Linked DNA regions of Homo sapiens: regions 2 and 3 are each linked to region 1. A link is a contact called in ENCODE Hi-C or POLR2A ChIA-PET data. All regions are on one chromosome and are shown on one strand. Each heading gives the region's core, a stretch centred on a gene start or an enhancer-like site at or near the end of the contact. The rest is flanking DNA. Distances are from core to core; before and after follow the strand shown. Region 1 holds the start of LTBP3 (latent transforming growth factor beta binding protein 3). Region 2 holds the start of BANF1 (barrier to autointegration nuclear assembly factor 1). Region 3 overlaps LOC124902693.

What was found. Hi-C counts contacts between places; a loop is a spot of excess contacts on that map. ChIA-PET counts read pairs that join two places held with the same protein, here RNA polymerase II (POLR2A). Pooled maps may share reads with other maps.
Region 2: a loop to region 1 is called in a pooled map, with 2.5 times the contacts of the local background. The contact joins the promoter of BANF1 here to the promoter of LTBP3 in region 1. A Hi-C loop is called at or near these places in 2 of 168 maps with a recorded cell type or tissue (PC-9 and heart left ventricle) and 9 of 50 pooled maps. POLR2A ChIA-PET finds 5 or more read pairs at or near these places in 3 of 52 experiments (CD4-positive, alpha-beta T cell, PC-9 and activated T-cell).
Region 3: a loop to region 1 is called in a pooled map, with 2.2 times the contacts of the local background. The contact joins the enhancer-like site here to the promoter of LTBP3 in region 1. A Hi-C loop is called at or near these places in 3 of 168 maps with a recorded cell type or tissue (K562, heart left ventricle and mammary epithelial cell), 1 of 37 single-sample maps with no recorded cell type and 15 of 50 pooled maps.

What each region holds. Positions count from the first base shown.
Region 1 is chr11:65,555,652-65,560,701 of GRCh38, reverse strand. It overlaps LTBP3 (latent transforming growth factor beta binding protein 3), which reads left to right and starts at 2,343. Exons shown (of 28, transcript NM_001130144.3): 1 at 2,343-3,073. The coding sequence starts at 2,743. RefSeq lists silencers at 2,065-2,224, 2,275-2,514.
Region 2 is chr11:66,000,967-66,006,016 of GRCh38, reverse strand. It overlaps BANF1 (barrier to autointegration nuclear assembly factor 1), which reads right to left and starts at 3,514. Exons shown (of 3, transcript NM_003860.4): 1 at 3,447-3,514; 2 at 2,644-2,782; 3 at 1,868-2,391. The coding sequence starts at 2,766. The coding sequence ends at 2,245. It overlaps EIF1AD (eukaryotic translation initiation factor 1A domain containing), which reads left to right and starts at 3,860. Exons shown (of 6, transcript NM_001242481.2): 1 at 3,860-4,107. RefSeq lists enhancers at 1,979-2,785, 3,793-4,162 and a silencer at 3,153-3,492.
Region 3 is chr11:65,817,126-65,822,175 of GRCh38, reverse strand. All of the region lies in intron 3 of LOC124902693, which reads left to right. Among named protein-coding and RNA genes, the nearest start is that of SNX32, 14 kb to the left of the region's middle. RefSeq lists a silencer at 3,705-4,164. Within about 2 kb of position 3,800, at least 20 of the 41 ENCODE cell types and tissues checked have a DNase peak (open chromatin) inside an H3K27ac peak, as active enhancers do; they include mammary epithelial cell, where a contact is called at or near this core.

The sequences.
Region 1 (5,050 bases), core at 1,094-3,593:
GGCCAGACATCCTGTCTGAGCTGCAGACTCCCGGGTTCGGGCACCTCCACTTGGATGACTCACAAGCATCTCAAACTCAGCAGGACCAGAACAGAGCTGTGGACCCTGCCCCATGTTTCCAGCTCCTCTGCCTCCCCTCTTCTTCGCCCATCCAGAGATCAGGCCAGGAATCTGGGGGCCATTCATGCCACCTACCTCTCCAGCACCCCTACTTCACCCAGTCTTTACATCTCCCCTCCCAAATACATCTCTCCCAGGGCCAAGTGAGATCTCTCTCCTGGGATGAAGGCAGAGTGCCCGCTCTTGCCCTGACACAGTCCCACTGCAATGAGAATAAAAGCAAATTCCTCACCATGGCCGGCCCCTCCCACCACCACTACACCTTCGGCTCTCCCTCTCCACCACACCCTGTTGTTCCACTGGCCTTCCCTCAGTTCTCTGGATAGCCTCCCCCTGCAGCCTCCCCTGAGGTCAGATGCCCACAGGTGTGACTCACTCCTACTCATCTTCCAGCTTCCGATGGAAGACTCTCTTTGTCTCCCAGGTCCCAGCCCTCTCCTGTCCTGCTTCCCTGCCCTTCTCTGTCACGGTACCAGCCTCTGTTGTAGCCACAGTTCTGTGTGAATTGATCTGGCACATATCCAGCTCTCCTAGTACAGCAGCTCCAGGAAGGCAGGACTGGTTCTATTTGTGGCCAAGAGCTTAGGATGTGGTGGAGTCTCAGTTTGTTGAGTGAATTTTTTACATTTATTTTTTAATTTTTTGTTTTTTATTACCAGTAGTTGAACATAGATGTTGAGTGAATAGATACCCATCTCACAAGCAAGGAAACTGGGGCTTAGAGACAGTAAGAATCCAACCCTGGACTGTTTGACTGTGCTGTGCTCCATGGTGAGCCACAGCCAGCTCTAGGCAGAGTCAGGACAGGTTCAGATGAGTGTTAGGAAAAAATGAGTATACAATGCTCAGCCCTGTGCCTGGCAGGTGGTCGGCACCTAGCATTATTCCCTGCCTCCGTGTGGACCAGGGCCCCAAGAAGCAGGGGCTTGCCCCTCACACCCCATCCTGGATTCCGGCAGCAGGGATCCCTGGGGACATGTGATTGTCCCTCCCAGCCCTGCACCGCTTAGTAAGGGGGACTTACTAAGCGTCCCCCTAAAGCTACCCACATCAACTTACGCTCAAAGTAAAAACAGAGTTCCTTGGACAGGTGTGCCTGAAAGTGAGTCCCTGAACCTCCTCTCCCCAATTAGACTGCTGCCCCGGGTGCTGTCCGGGAGAGGGTCTGGTGCCGCCCTGACTTGGCAGCGCTTTTCCTGGATGTGCCCTAGCCGTCCCCACCTCCTGCTGAGTTCTGTGAGTCAGAGACGGAACCCTGGGGTCTCCTGGCAGGCCCCACAGTAAGGCCTGGGCCCCCGCACGTTGCAGCCTTTCCTTCCAGACCAGCGGACAAGCCTGGTCTGGAACTATGCTCCTCTCCAGCCATGGCCAACCTGAAGACCCCCACCCCCAGCCGCTGCCAGCCCCTGCCCTGGGGCTCTGCTGTGCCCCTCTCCAGCCCCTGGGCCCTCGGACAGCGCCCCCGTCCTCCCGGCTGTTAGCCTGGGAAGGGGGCCAGGCCCTGAGCTCAGACCTTGGCGATTCCAGAGTGTCTGAGGCCCAGAGCCAGCCCCGCCAGCACGGCCAGACGAAAGGAAAGGGGGGAGGTGGCAGGGTGGGCACCAGGAAGCCATTCCGAGGGGGCTGGCAGGGAAGCTGGGTTCTAGCTTTGTTCTTTCTGCTCCTCTTCTGGACCCCACAGACTTCCTCCTGGGACCTCCGTGAGCCCTGGCCAAAGGCTGTCCCCACCCTTTAGCCCTTTCCTCAGAGGGGATTGGACCAGCACTAACGAGAAGTTACTTTGGGGCCCTGAGACCCCCACGTTTGCAAGGGAGGCTGGGAAAGAGCTGGAAGGCCTGGGCTCCGGCTCCACCCGGCCTCCATCGTCAGTGTGACCCGGCAGGGCCACCTCTCTCCCTCAGCCTCGGTATCTCGCTCTACGCAGGCCTCCCCGCCCCGCCCCGCCCGGAGGAATCCGCGGCCGGCCAGACGGTCCCAGGTGAGGGCCCTCTGGAAAGGGCCCAGCGCGGCCGCGGGTTCCGGCGGGGGCGGGCATCTGGGGTGGGGACTGTCCCCGCGCCACCCCCCAGCCTCCGCCAGCCTGCACACCCTCGCTTCTCCAGGCGGCAGAGGCGACGCTTTAAACAACAAAAAAAAAAAAACTGTGTCCCTGGCCCGGGGCCAGCGTCCCAGCCCCCCTCGCCGCCGCCGCGCCGCGCTCCAGCCAGGGAAAACAACTGCTCACTTCTCCCTGAGCCCTCCCCGCGCGCTCCCTGCCTCCCCGCGGCCGCGGGAGAGGAGCCCGGCCAGGGGGAGGCGCGGAGCGGGCCGGCCGCCCGGCCTTCCTCTCCCTCGCTCCTCCTCTCCGCCTCAACTTGCTCCGGCCTCCTCGCTCCTGCCTGAGTTCGGGGCCTGGTCTGGGCTTCGTCCTGGGGCTGGGAAGTTTCTGCGCTCCCCGCTGTCCAGTCTGCATCTCCGCGCCTCCCGCCGGGCCCCCGCGGTCCCCTCCCGCCCGCTTCCCCCGCTGCCCTCCCTCGCTGCCCCCTACCCTCTCCCGGGGCTCCCGGCCCTCTACTCCCTTCGGGCGCGGGCCCCTCGCCCCGCCCGGGCGCGCCCCCCCTCCCCCGGGTCCTGCGGCCCCGGATGCCCGGGCCCCGAGGGGCTGCTGGCGGCCTGGCCCCTGAGATGCGCGGGGCGGGGGCGGCGGGGCTGCTGGCGCTGCTGCTGCTGCTGCTGCTGCTGCTGCTGGGCCTGGGCGGCAGGGTCGAGGGGGGGCCGGCCGGCGAGCGGGGCGCAGGCGGGGGCGGGGCGCTGGCCCGCGAGCGCTTCAAGGTGGTCTTTGCGCCGGTGATCTGCAAGCGGACCTGTCTCAAGGGCCAGTGTCGGGACAGTTGTCAGCAGGGCTCCAACATGACGCTCATCGGAGAGAACGGCCACAGCACAGACACGCTCACGGGCTCCGGCTTCCGCGTGGGTGAGGGCCGGGGGCACGGCTGGGGGCAGGGGAAGGACAGGCACCAGGCCCGGTGGGAGAGCTAGTGGGGTCTTGGCCTTAGAGACTGGGGGCTGAGGGTATAAAGGGCAGAGATCCGAGGGCCTGGGGGACCAGGGGCCTCAGGGAACTTGGGAGGCTGGAACTCTGGGGGCCAGAGTTGGAGGGCTGCATGGAGGCCTGGACTTTGAAGCTTTGCGTTAGGGTTGGGGCCTAAGGGGTGGGGAAATGCAGAGGTCCTGGATGACACTGGCTTCCCAGAAGGTGCTGAGTTCTGAGCAGGAGCACACAGGGTTTTTGAGGAATGTGAGCCGGGGACAGGAAGCCTCAGAGAAGGGCTAAATATTCCCGCAAGAAGCAGACTTGCTGGAAGAAACAAGAAAAGTCTTTACAAAATGTCTAAAGTAGGGCCTGCCAGAGTAGACACCTGCATTCCCTGGGAGGAGGAGCTAAGGTCAGGGCTGGGGATGGGAGCCGGCTACTGGCAAGGTCTGAGTAGGGAGGGTGTTGAGGCCTAAAAGTAGGGTGCAGGCCTGAAGGTAGGGACTAGTTCGGGGTTCTCAGCCTCTCCTTTTCCAATGCCTCCCCATAAGCTCCTAACATCCTGCCTCAGAGGCCCTCAGGGCCCCCCTCATCCTCCCCCAAGCCCCTACACCCTCCCCAGTTCAGCTTGGAGTCCACCCCCTCCCCAGCATCTCTCTTTAAAGGGCCAGGCCTGGGGCTCAGTCATCCTCCTGCTAGGCCCCGTGGGCCAGGCTCGGGGAGGTGTCCCAGCAGTAATTACCCTCCTGGACAGGGTAATTAGGCCAGGCCCAGGATGGCACCAGCAAAACAGCCCCTCTTACACATTCCTATATTCACTCTCCCACTCACAGAGCTAAGGAACCCCACTCATGTGGCTCAAATTTGTCATGAGATGGGGTGTGCGTGCGTGTGTCTGTGCGCATATTGCCCCTGTGTCTGGGGTCATGCCATGGGCATGGCGTGGCACACTGTGAAGTACCCGTCTTTGTGTTGTCTTGGGTGTGTGTCTCTAGTCGCTGTTAGAGAGTATGTGGGAATGTTTTTGTTTTTGTGTTTTTGAGATGGAGTTTTGCTCTTGTTACCCAGGCTGGAGTGCAATGGCGCAATCTCAGCTCACTGCAACCTCCCCCTTCTGGGTTCAAGTGATTCTCCTGCCTCAGCCTCCCAAGTAGCTGGGATTACAGGCATGCGCCACCACGCCTGGCCAATTTTTTTGTATTTAGTAGAGATGGAGTTTCACCATGTTGGTCAGCCTGGTCTCAAACTCCTGATCTCGAGTGATCTACCTGCCTCGGCCTCCCAAAGTGCTGGGATTACAGGTGTGAGCCACTGCGCCCGGCCAAATGTATGGGAATGTTTATGTGAACCTGTGTTGGTGTCAGGATGAGTCTCTGTGTGTGTGTGACAAGAGGACTGTGGGTGTGAGTGTACGTGTGTCCATCTCCCAGGCTCCCTGGCCATCCTGCCCAGGCTGCTGTCTCCATCTGTGCTGCCCACATCCCCCAGGCTCGGTGCCCAGGCCACAGTGGGCGGGTGTCATTGGGAGGTCACTCTCACCGCTATGAGTGACTCACTGGCAGAAAGGAAAAAGAGAATCCTACCTCCCCCCGCCCAGGACACACCCCTCTGCTCTGTGAGGCCTGGCCCCAAGAGGCCAGGCAGGATGGGCTGGGCTGGGATGTGCTTAGCCTGACCCTGAGGGCCATGGATATGGGCTGTCCCTGTGAGGCCCTTCTGGCATCCAGGAGAGCAGCACCCCCGCCCTCCTGCCCTCCTGCCCTGGGAAGTGAGGGCAGCCATGGGGTGGGCAGGAGAAGGGCTGGGGCTTTGGGATGAGTCAGAGCCCCAAGGCTGGTAGTAGCACAGGTTGAAGGTGAGTATGGGACAGAAACAGACAGAGGTCCCATCCTCTCCCTCAGTCATTCTTTCATTCAT
Region 2 (5,050 bases), core at 2,265-4,764, 440 kb before region 1:
CCCAAAGATAATCCCTGTAGACTTTTTCCTTTACTATTTACCATAATCATTTCCTTTGTTTTCCTTCTAGTTTTACCATCTATGTAGGAATTCCTAAGAATTTGTTTGTCTTCATTTGCTATTGAGATTCGTGTTGTACACAACTATCATTTGTTCATTTTTACCTCCGTCCAGTGTCCGGTGGCATGAGTGCCTATTTATCTACTCTAGTATTGACAGCCGCTAGCGTTGCTCCCAACAATGCAGCTGCAAACTCATCTAGGTCCTGCTGCAGGTGTTCGGGACTTTCTTCAAGGCACAGTCCTGAGAGTGGAACTGCTTGGTCACAGGGCGTGTCAGTTTTACTAAATAACACCCAACTGTCTTCCCAAATTGTTTAGACCAATTTATACTCCCACCAGCTAGGTATCAGTTCCTGTTGCTTCATTATCTCATCAATACTTGGTATTGTCCAACTTAAAAGTGTTTGCCAGTCAGGTGGGTGTTAATGGCATGTGATGTCTTATTACTAGCAATATGGAGCACCTTTCCTGTGCTTATTTACTGGGAGGGAACCCTCTTCTGTGGCCGTCTTAGATCTTTTACCCATTTTTCTGTTGTTTTTTTTTTTTTTTGAGACAAAGTTTCATTCTGGTCACCCTGGCTGGAGTGCAATGGCCGTGATCTCGGCTCACTGCAACCTCTGCCTCCCAAGTTCGATTCTCCTGCCTTAGTCTCCTGAGTAGCTGGGATTATAGGCGTGCACCACCACACCCGGCTAATTTTTGTATTTTTGGTAGAGATGGGGTCTCACCATGTTGGCCAGGCTGGTCTTGAACTCCTGACCTCAGGTGATCCACCCACCTCGGCCTCTGAAAGTGCTGGGATTACAAACGTGAGCCATTGCGCCCAGCCAGTCCGCTTTTTTCTTGATTGCAATTCTGTATGTGCTATGGAAATAGTCCTTTGTTGTTTATACTGCTGCAAATATCCTTTCCCTACAACCACCTCATTTTCCAAGTGGAGAAACTGAGGCTCAGAGAGGCTAAGCCACATGACCAAGGAACACATGGCCGGGTCCCTGGGTTTCCAAGCTAGTTTGAGTTCCAGTCTGGCTACTTCCCAGGAGCAAGTCCATGGGCAAATTAGCCTCTCTGAGCCTCAAATTTCCTCACCTGTAAAGGAGAAAATATTTATTACTGTGAAAGAAAAAAATGTTTGCAAAGATTTTAGCTTCAAGCCTGGTTCATACTAAGTGTTCAAGAAATAATAGGGCTGGCCGGGTATGGTGGCTCACACCTATAGTCACAGCGCTTTGGGAGGCTTAAGGATCGCTTAAGGCCAGCATGGGCAACAGAGCAGGGCCCTGTCCCTATTAAGTTAAAAAGTAAACAAAAAGAACAGGACTAAAATGTACTGAGGTGTACTCCCCTCACATCCTTCCAGCTGTGATGCCTGTGCTCCTTCTCCTCCCTAAGAGATCATGGAAGATGGCAAGCACCCTGCCCACCCTTACAGAGGCCGGGAGAGCAGATGATGACTGGCAGGTGAACTCTCACCCACATCCGGCCCACCCTGTCTGGTACCTCTGACTCCCACTGACTTTTCCACCAGGTGCTGCCTAGCCCAGCTGTTGACTTAACTGACATCTGGAGCACAGTCCATCTGGCTCCCAGGAAAAGATCCACCCACACCCTCTCCCACATCACTCGGGGATTGAGACAAAAGTCACCTGCCTGAGGCCTACATGGCTAGGGTGGCTGCCCTCTGGGAGTGGAAGGGAAGCTGCCAGTTTCGGTCTCTACTGATAAGGAGTGAGGGAAACATGGTCAGTCCCTGAAGGAGAGGCAACTCCCAGCCCACTTGCTTTTCAGTGCACAAAGCCCAGTCATGAAAGCCACTGACTTTATTGATCTAAAAAACTTTACAAGGACAGTGACTGTTCTGCCAAAAAAGGAGCCAAATGGTATCAAACGGATTGAAAGTGAGGGTGGGGGTGAGGGATGGGGCCGGGAATCCATTCAGGAAAGCTGGTAACTGTCACCAGGGAACTGGCAAGGGAAAAAGGACGGGGGAGGCATGCAAGAGCGAGAATCCAAAAAAAAGTTGAAATGGTTAGGGGAGAAAACTCCCAAAAGACCCCGGAGTACGTCGGAGGTGAGTACGACAATAGCAATCTTTTCCTTCGTAGAGGACAGGGGAGGAGTCCCTACTCGGCTGCAAACTCTGGATGAGGGCTGGGGATTGAGAGCTTCCCAGAGAGCATCACAAGAAGGCGTCGCACCACTCTCGAAGGCATCCGAAGCAGTCCCGGGACTGCTTGGCGTTGGCGCCACAAGTGTCTTTCAGCCATTCCCGGAAGAGGTCTTCATCTTTCTTTAGCACCAGAAACTGGCCAAGGACAACATAGGCCTGCAAAACAGGGAAAAGGAAGGAGCGTGCTGCTCAGTGCTCAGTGAGAGATAAGAGCAAGACAGCCATTCCTGTGCCATTCAGAGCACACAAGCCCAGGAAGCAGCGCGGGTTTTGCCCCCCTCTCCTCTCCACCAGGTGCCCAGGCTCTGGCAGCCTCTTCAGATTATACCTTACTGTCCATCCCCCAGCAGATGGAATCACTTCCCTTCCACCCCCCGCTTGCACTAGGTACACGCAGCCACCCCACACCTTGTCAAAACCCCTTTCCTCCAGCTTCTTGCCCAGGACTTCACCAATCCCAGCCAGGCTCCCCACTGGCTTCTCCCCCATGGGCTCTGCCACGAAGTCTCGGTGCTTTTGGGAGGTTGTCATCTTGATCAGGCTTAATCTAGGAATCCCAAAAAAAAGGCAGATTAGGGCTGAAGACCTGGAACTTCTAAGGGCCCACGAGCAATCTCATAGTAAGAGGAAGCCAAGCCAGGGGTTACAGTGGCTTGCTCGATCCCCCTCATCCTGAAAGGAGAAAACAGTTCCAGGGAGACTCTTCCCTACTATTTTTAAGAGGAGTTTCTTCCTGCAGGACCTGGATTTTGATCTTGCCCCAGAGGAAAAACGATCCTGCCTAACAGGTGGCGCAAGCGGGGCAGTGGAAAGATGCCCAGAGTCCGTAGCCAGGGCTGCGCGGAAGCTATCACTCCCTCTGTGACCTTGGCTGAACCAAGACGACACTGCCTGCCTGGAACGGCCACTTGGCGTGGAAAGCTAACCAAAGGGTCTCTCTACCTACAGGGCGAAGCGCACACCTAGCGCTGCGCACACCCGCTCCCCGCCCGCGGGGTTCACGCCGCGCCCCAGCTCCGCCCCCACCGCGCGCCGCTGCGGCCCGCCCCTTCCCGCGGCCCGGCTCCCACGCGCTGCACCCCGCCCCCTCCCCGCAGCGCGGCCAAGCTCTCCCCCAGGGCCCGCCACAGCGCCTGCGACCCCTCTCCTCCCCTTCTCCCCGCAACCCCTCTGGCCTCCAATCAGGGCCCTGCTCCGCGGCTGGCGCTCACCCGCAACTTCAGTTCCCGTAACGGTTCCTCCCGCCACCCGGCCGCTCCTGCGGATACCTCAAGCCACTAGAACTTTCTTCCACTTCCGCTTCCGGGTCGCTTCAAGAGCCGCCTTTAAAAAAGAAACATTCCACGTTGGGCACTTCTAGCCAGTTAGAGCTATAGAGTTGAGGCGCCCCGGACCTCGACGGCGTCCTTAGTAGGCGCTCCTTTCCGGTCCTTCGCGGGAAGCCCTGCCTTCTAAGGTCTCGCTTCTCGCGCAGTTCTGAGGGAGATAGGCCTCCAGGGAGAGGACTTCCTTTCTCTGCTGCCCGGACCCGGAACTCAAGGACTTAGGCTTGACGGACCTGGCGTGGGGAAGAGTTAGAAGACGGACAAGGGAGGGGACGGGAGGCCTCCGAGACAGCGCCGGAAGTACGGTTTTCGGAGGGATCAGACTCAGACTCACGTCGCACTCCTCGCAGTTGGACTGGTGGGAACTGGGAACACTGGAGACCTGATTTCTAACTGACGCTACCGTCGCGGCCGCCGGCAAGTTCCTTTACTGTGTTTTCTTGGTTCAGCCTTGAAGTGAGTCGTGGACGATCCTCTCTCAGCGTCCAGCCTAGACGGCGGTGTTGCTCCGGCAGCGTTCCTGGGAGCCGAGGGCCAGAGACTAAGTGTGGGTGTTTCTCTGAGGGTCTTTTCTCCGGGATAGACAGGGAGGAGGAAGGAGGACAGCAACTAGAGACGACAGTGTTTCTTTCGGAAACCATCAGTCTTAAGGGTACTGGCCTTCGTCTTCTAAGTACGCAAGTCAGAAATATGCAAATGTCGCAGACAAGCCTGCTCACCTCAACCTTTAATTAACTAGTTCCTGGCTTGAACCATCACGGTGGCCACCTAGTTTGTCTCCGGCTGTAGTGTGTTGCCAGACTGAACTTCTCTGTTGTGTGACTATGCTAGACTTGGGGTGTACAAGCGTGTTGAGAAAGATACGGTTTATTTCAAACTCCTTCCAGAGAGGTTGCCAGGATGACTTCTCTGGAGCATGCGTATAGTTTTATATTACACTAGTACTTAAGATTATAGGAGTTACTTTTTTTTTTTTTTTTTTTTTGAGACGGAGTCTTGCTCTGTCGCCCAGGCTGGAGTGCAGTGGCGCGATCTCGGCTCACTGCAAGCTCCGCCTCCCGGGTTCACGCCATTCTCCTGCCTCAGCCTCCCGGGTAGCTGGGACTACAGGCGCTCGTCATCACGCCCGGCTAATTTTTTGTATTTTTGTAGAGAGAGGGTTTCACCGTATTAGCCAGGATGGTCTCGATCTCCTGACATCGTGATCCGCCCACCTCGGCCTCCCAAAGTGCTGGGATTACAGGCGTGAGCCACCGCGCCCGGCCGGAGTTACTTTTACATGACATGCATTGTATTGTCCCATTCTGTTGTAGCAGGACGAGTCGCAGACAGAACTCCTCAGACACCAGATTAAAGAAGGAAGAGGTTTTTTTATTCGGCCGGGAGCGTCGGCAGACTCGTGTCTTAAGAGCCGAGCTCCCCGAAAAAGAAATTCCTAGCCCTTTTAAGGGCTTACAACTCTAAGGGGTCTACGTGAAAAAGTCATAATA
Region 3 (5,050 bases), core at 2,551-5,050, 260 kb before region 1:
TGTTCCATTTAAAGTATAACAATAATTCTCCGTGCCCATGGTCAGGTTGGGCAAATGACCACATTTCATGCTTGTGTGAGTTTTTGTTTGCAATCTGTATACTGCCCTTAGAGATACAGGTTCAAACAGGTGCAGGAAGCAGAGCTGCCAGCAAAGTGCAGGAGTCGACTCTTTTTCTTTTCTTTTCTTGCTTTTTTTTTTTTTTTTTTTTTAGCCAGAGTCTCGCTCTGTCACCCAGGCTGGAATGCAGTGGCTTGATCTCAGCTCACTGCAACCTCCACCTCCCGGGTTCAAGCAATTCTCCTGCCTCAGCCTCCCAAGTAGCTGGGAATACAGGTGTCTGCCACCATGCCCGGCTAATTTTTGTATTTTTAGTAGAGATGGGGTTTCACCATGTTGTCCAGGCTTGTCTCAAACTCCTGACCTCAGGTGATCCACCTGCCTTGGCCTCCCAAAGTGCTGGGGTTACAGGTGTGAGCCACTGCGCTCGGCCTCTAGACTCTTAATCTATGTTCTTTGAGTTACACCTGACAACTTTCCATCACACCTGGCTGCCTGGCTCAGGAACTGGAGGAAGGCGGCCAGTGCTGGCCAGGAATTTCTCAGAGGCCACTGGACAGTATTATGGAGTGGCCCCTGCCCCTCAGAGGCTCACTGTCCATAGCACAGGGGTCATCCATCCTGTCAGACCATGCTGACCCCACTCACGAGAGGCTAGCCCTGCAAGTTCTCCCCTGGGAACAGGAAGTAATCGTGCGAGGTTTACATGGCAGATCAGCTTGGTCTCGGGAGCTATTTCTACACAAATCACGTGGGGCTCAGAAGGCCATGCTCTGCTGCTCCCTGGACTCTGGCCCCTGTCCTGCGTGTCCTCCTTCCTCTGGTCCTCAGAGACTCCCCGTTCCCTGCCATATGCACACTTAGGGTGGGACCGGGATGTGCACTGTAGCCAGTTCTGTTCTTGTTTGTGTTGCTCAGAATCCATTGTTTCTTACTGATGCAGATCAGTGCCTAATACTAGGTGTCCAGCACCATGCTGGGAGCCAGGGATACAACAGACAGGTGCCTCCCTGGGGGATAAGTGGAGCACACGCAGGTAATAATCAGTGAACTGGGTAGCGCTTTGTTACAGGCCTCTCACAACTGGTATTTTATCTCCATCATATTGTAATTTTGTTTTTGTGGTGTGACCTAAAAAGCCTTGGATCCTCAAAAGATCTGGCCAAGTTCATGGTAAAGTTATTATTCCTTTAACAAATGCATTCATTTAACAATATTTATTAAGCACCTATTATTTGTCAGGTACCATTCCAGATGTCAGGATTATAACAGAGAACAAAACTGACAAATAGCACTGTTCTCTTGGTGCTTACATTGTTGTGGAAGGAGACAAAAAGAAATAATGTCAATATAATATGTCCTAAGAATTTTAAAGAAAAACTCAAGCAGGGTAAGGGAGAGAGAATGACGATGGGGAGGAGGGCCGCTCTTTGAGGAAGGCCCTTCTGGTGACCCTTGAAGCAGAGCCCAGCAAGAGGGGAGGGGGAAGCTGTGGTTTGGAGGAAGTCTTTTCATAGCGGGGAGCCTCAAGGGCAGAGCCCCCGAGGGGGAGTGTGCCCTACCTGTTGGAAGGAAGCCACTGATCTGCAATCCTGTTTTCCTCGTCTGCAAATTAATGGGCTTGTTGGGAGGGACAAATGAAATCATTTATATGAAAACATTTATGTCAACTGTAGAACACTCTATAAAAGTTATTCTCTTTATGTTGACTTCATCAAGTATTTGCAGTGTCTAAAGCAGGAATGATCATAATGATTATATTACAATTCTGCCCTTTCATTTTTTTTATTGAGGTGAAATGCATATAACATATAATTAATCATTTTATAGCCTACAATTCAGTGGCATTTGGTGCATTCACAATGTTGTGCAACCACCACCGCTTTCTATTTAAAAACCTTTTTCATCATCCCCACCTTTTCTTTCTTTTCTTTTTAAAATAGAGATGGTGTCTCCCTACATTGCCCAAGCTGGATTAGAACACCTGGGCTCAAGTGATCCTCCAACCTCAGTCTCCTGAGTAGCTGGGATTATAGGCACTCACCACTGTGCCTGGCCTTTCATTTTTATTTTATTTTATTTTATTAATTATTATTATTATTTAGAGACAGGATCTCACTCTGTTGCTCAGGCTGGAATGCGGTGGTGTGATCATGGTTCCCTGCGGCTTCCACCTGCTGGGCTCAAGCAATCCTCCCACCTCAGCCTCCCAAATAGCTGAAACTATAGACATACGCCACAGTGCCTGGCTAATTTTTGTATTTTTTGCAGAGCCGTGGTTTCATCTTGTTGCCCAGGCTGGTCTTGAACTCCTGGGCCTAAGTGATCCTCCTACCTTGGCTTCCTCCAGTGCTGGTATTACAGGCGTGAGTCACTGTGCCTGGCCTTTTTTATTTTTATTTTTTGACACAGAGTCTCACTCTGTCACCAGGTAGGACAGTGGTGCAATCTCGGCTCACTGCAACCTCTGCCTCCCAGGGTTAAGAGAGTCTTATGCCTCAGTCTCCTCAGTAGCTGGGATTACAGGTGCACACCACCACGCCCAGTTAATTTTTTTCTATTTTTAGTAGAGACAGGGTTTTACCATGTTGGCCCCACTGGTCTGGAACTCCTGGCCTCAAGTGATTCACCTACCTCGGCCTCCCAAAGTGCTAGGATTACAGGAATGAGCCACTGCACCCGGCCTTTGGCCTCATTTTAATTTTTATTTATTTATTTATTTATTTATTTATTTATTTATTTATTTATATTTATATTTTTATTTTTTTTGAGACGGAGTCTCGCTCTGTAGCCCAGGCTGGAGTCCAGGGGCGCGATCTCGGCTCACTGCAAGCTCCGCCTCCCAGGTTCACACCATTCTCCTGCAGTCAGCCTCCCGAGTAGCTGGGACTACAGGCGCCCGCCACCACGCCCGGCTAATTTTTTTTGTATTTTTAGTAGAGACGGGGTTTCACCATGTTAGCCAGGATGGTCTCGATCTCCTGACCTCGTGATCCGCCCGCCTCGGCTTCCCAAAGTGCTGGGATTACAGGCGTGAGCCACCGCGCCCGGCGCCGCATTTTTAATAGTCACTTGAGATACCATTCTGGAAATAGGATTTCCCCCCGTATCTGACTTTGTCCTTTCTGTTTCTGCCTAGCCTCCAGCTCCTAGGCTTCATCCATGTATTTTTCCAACAGCAATTTATTGAGCACCTACTGTGTGGGAGGCACTGTGCTAGGCAGATTCTGGAGACACAACAATGACAGTGACAGGGAGGTCCCTGCATCCCCAGGACTCACAGTGTGGTGGGGGATTTAGACAGTGAATGGATAATTGCCGGAAAACTAAATTATGATACATGCTTATAAGAAAAAATGTTTTGAAAATTATGTTAAATACATTTGTGGAGTTATCGAAGCTACTGGAAGAGAGACGCCACTCTCAGAACAACATGACTGGTTTTATAACTGTGCTCCCAGTTCAGACACGGGGGACAAAGATGACCTCGGGGAGGCGACCTGGATTTTGCTGGGGCCTAAGCAGCGAGGCCGGCCCAGGAAGAAAGAGCGGTGCTTCCTTCATTTGCTCCTGGTCACCCTCTGAGGTGTGCAAGGGTAGATAGTGTTGCCATCGCTCCCATTTGAGAGATGTGGAAACTGAGGCTTGGCCAGGCGTGCTTGCCACCTGGAGGGGCTGACGTCTGATACTTGCTTTAGCCAACGGTCAAAGCGTTTGTCCGATAGGGGGCAGCGGCGCGCCAGGCTGGAAGGAGAGCGGCATCCGCGCGCGCGGCGCTCCCGGCGTTCCAGGAGGGGGCGCTGCTGACCCGGCCTCGGATCGCCGCTCCCGCCCCGGCCTTGCCCCGCCGCCCTGCCCCACCCCCCGCCCGGAGCCCGGCACTCGTGACCTCGCCAGCTCTCAGCTCCCTCGGGCGATTTCGTGCACGCTAATGTGCGCCTCTGTGTTTTCCTAAATGCTGGTTTCTTCATCAAGCGGCGGAATAACGCATCAGGGCAGGTGACCCACGTCACCGGGGTGATGCACTGGTGCTCGCCGGGGCGGGCGCTGTGCCTGCGGGAGCCGCGCGGCCGGCGCGGTGTCGGGGCGCCTCGTGGGGGCCGAGCCGCGCCCGCACGTCCCTCAGGTAGGCGCGACCAGAGTTTCTTTAGACAGGATGACCTGGCAGCGTTTCCACCCCACCCACGGCGAGTTTCGCTTTCCTAATGTGGTTAAAAAGTGCGTTCTATCTGAAATAGGGTGGTTGAACAGGTTTCAACATTTTACTTAATTTTTTGTTTGTTTTAGATTTCTTCCTTCTGGTGGGTCTCTTTCTTTTTCTGTCAAGAAGATGTTCATAACTGTCCTCTTTGGCATTTGTTCAAAGTCCAGTTCTAATAGCTTTTGGACTGTGGTTTAATTTTAACCATAAAGCATTCTTTTGGAATAATTGCTTTTGAATCTGGGAAGAGCCAGCTGGATACAAGGCCATAAACACCCCCCTGCGGGGAATGTACAGGCTTTAAGTTACGTTTTTTTACCACTAGCATTTCTCTTTATCTTTTTTCTTTTTTTGGAGACAGGGTCTGGCTCTGTTGCCCAGGCTGGAGTTCAGTGGTACAATCAGAGCTCACTGCAGCCTCATCCTCCTGGGCTCCAGCGATCCTCCCATCTCAGCCTCCCGAGTAGCTAGCTGGGACCACAGGCACGCATCACTGGCTAATTTTTTTTTTTTTTTTTAGAGACAGGGTGTTGCTATGTTGCCCAGGCTGATCTCAAACTCCTGGTCTCAAGTGATCCTCCTGCCTCAGCCTCCCAAAGTGCTGGAATTACAGGCCTGAGCCACCATGCCTGGCCTAGCATATCTCTTTTTTTAAAAAAAGGAGACTGATGGGGGTTGGGGGGATGCAAATTGTGAGTAGATAGGTGGGATTGGAGGAGAGTTTGAACATCTGCTTTAATCAACTAAATGGTGTCTTAGAGCTGTCCTGCGGGCAACCATGTGGCCTCA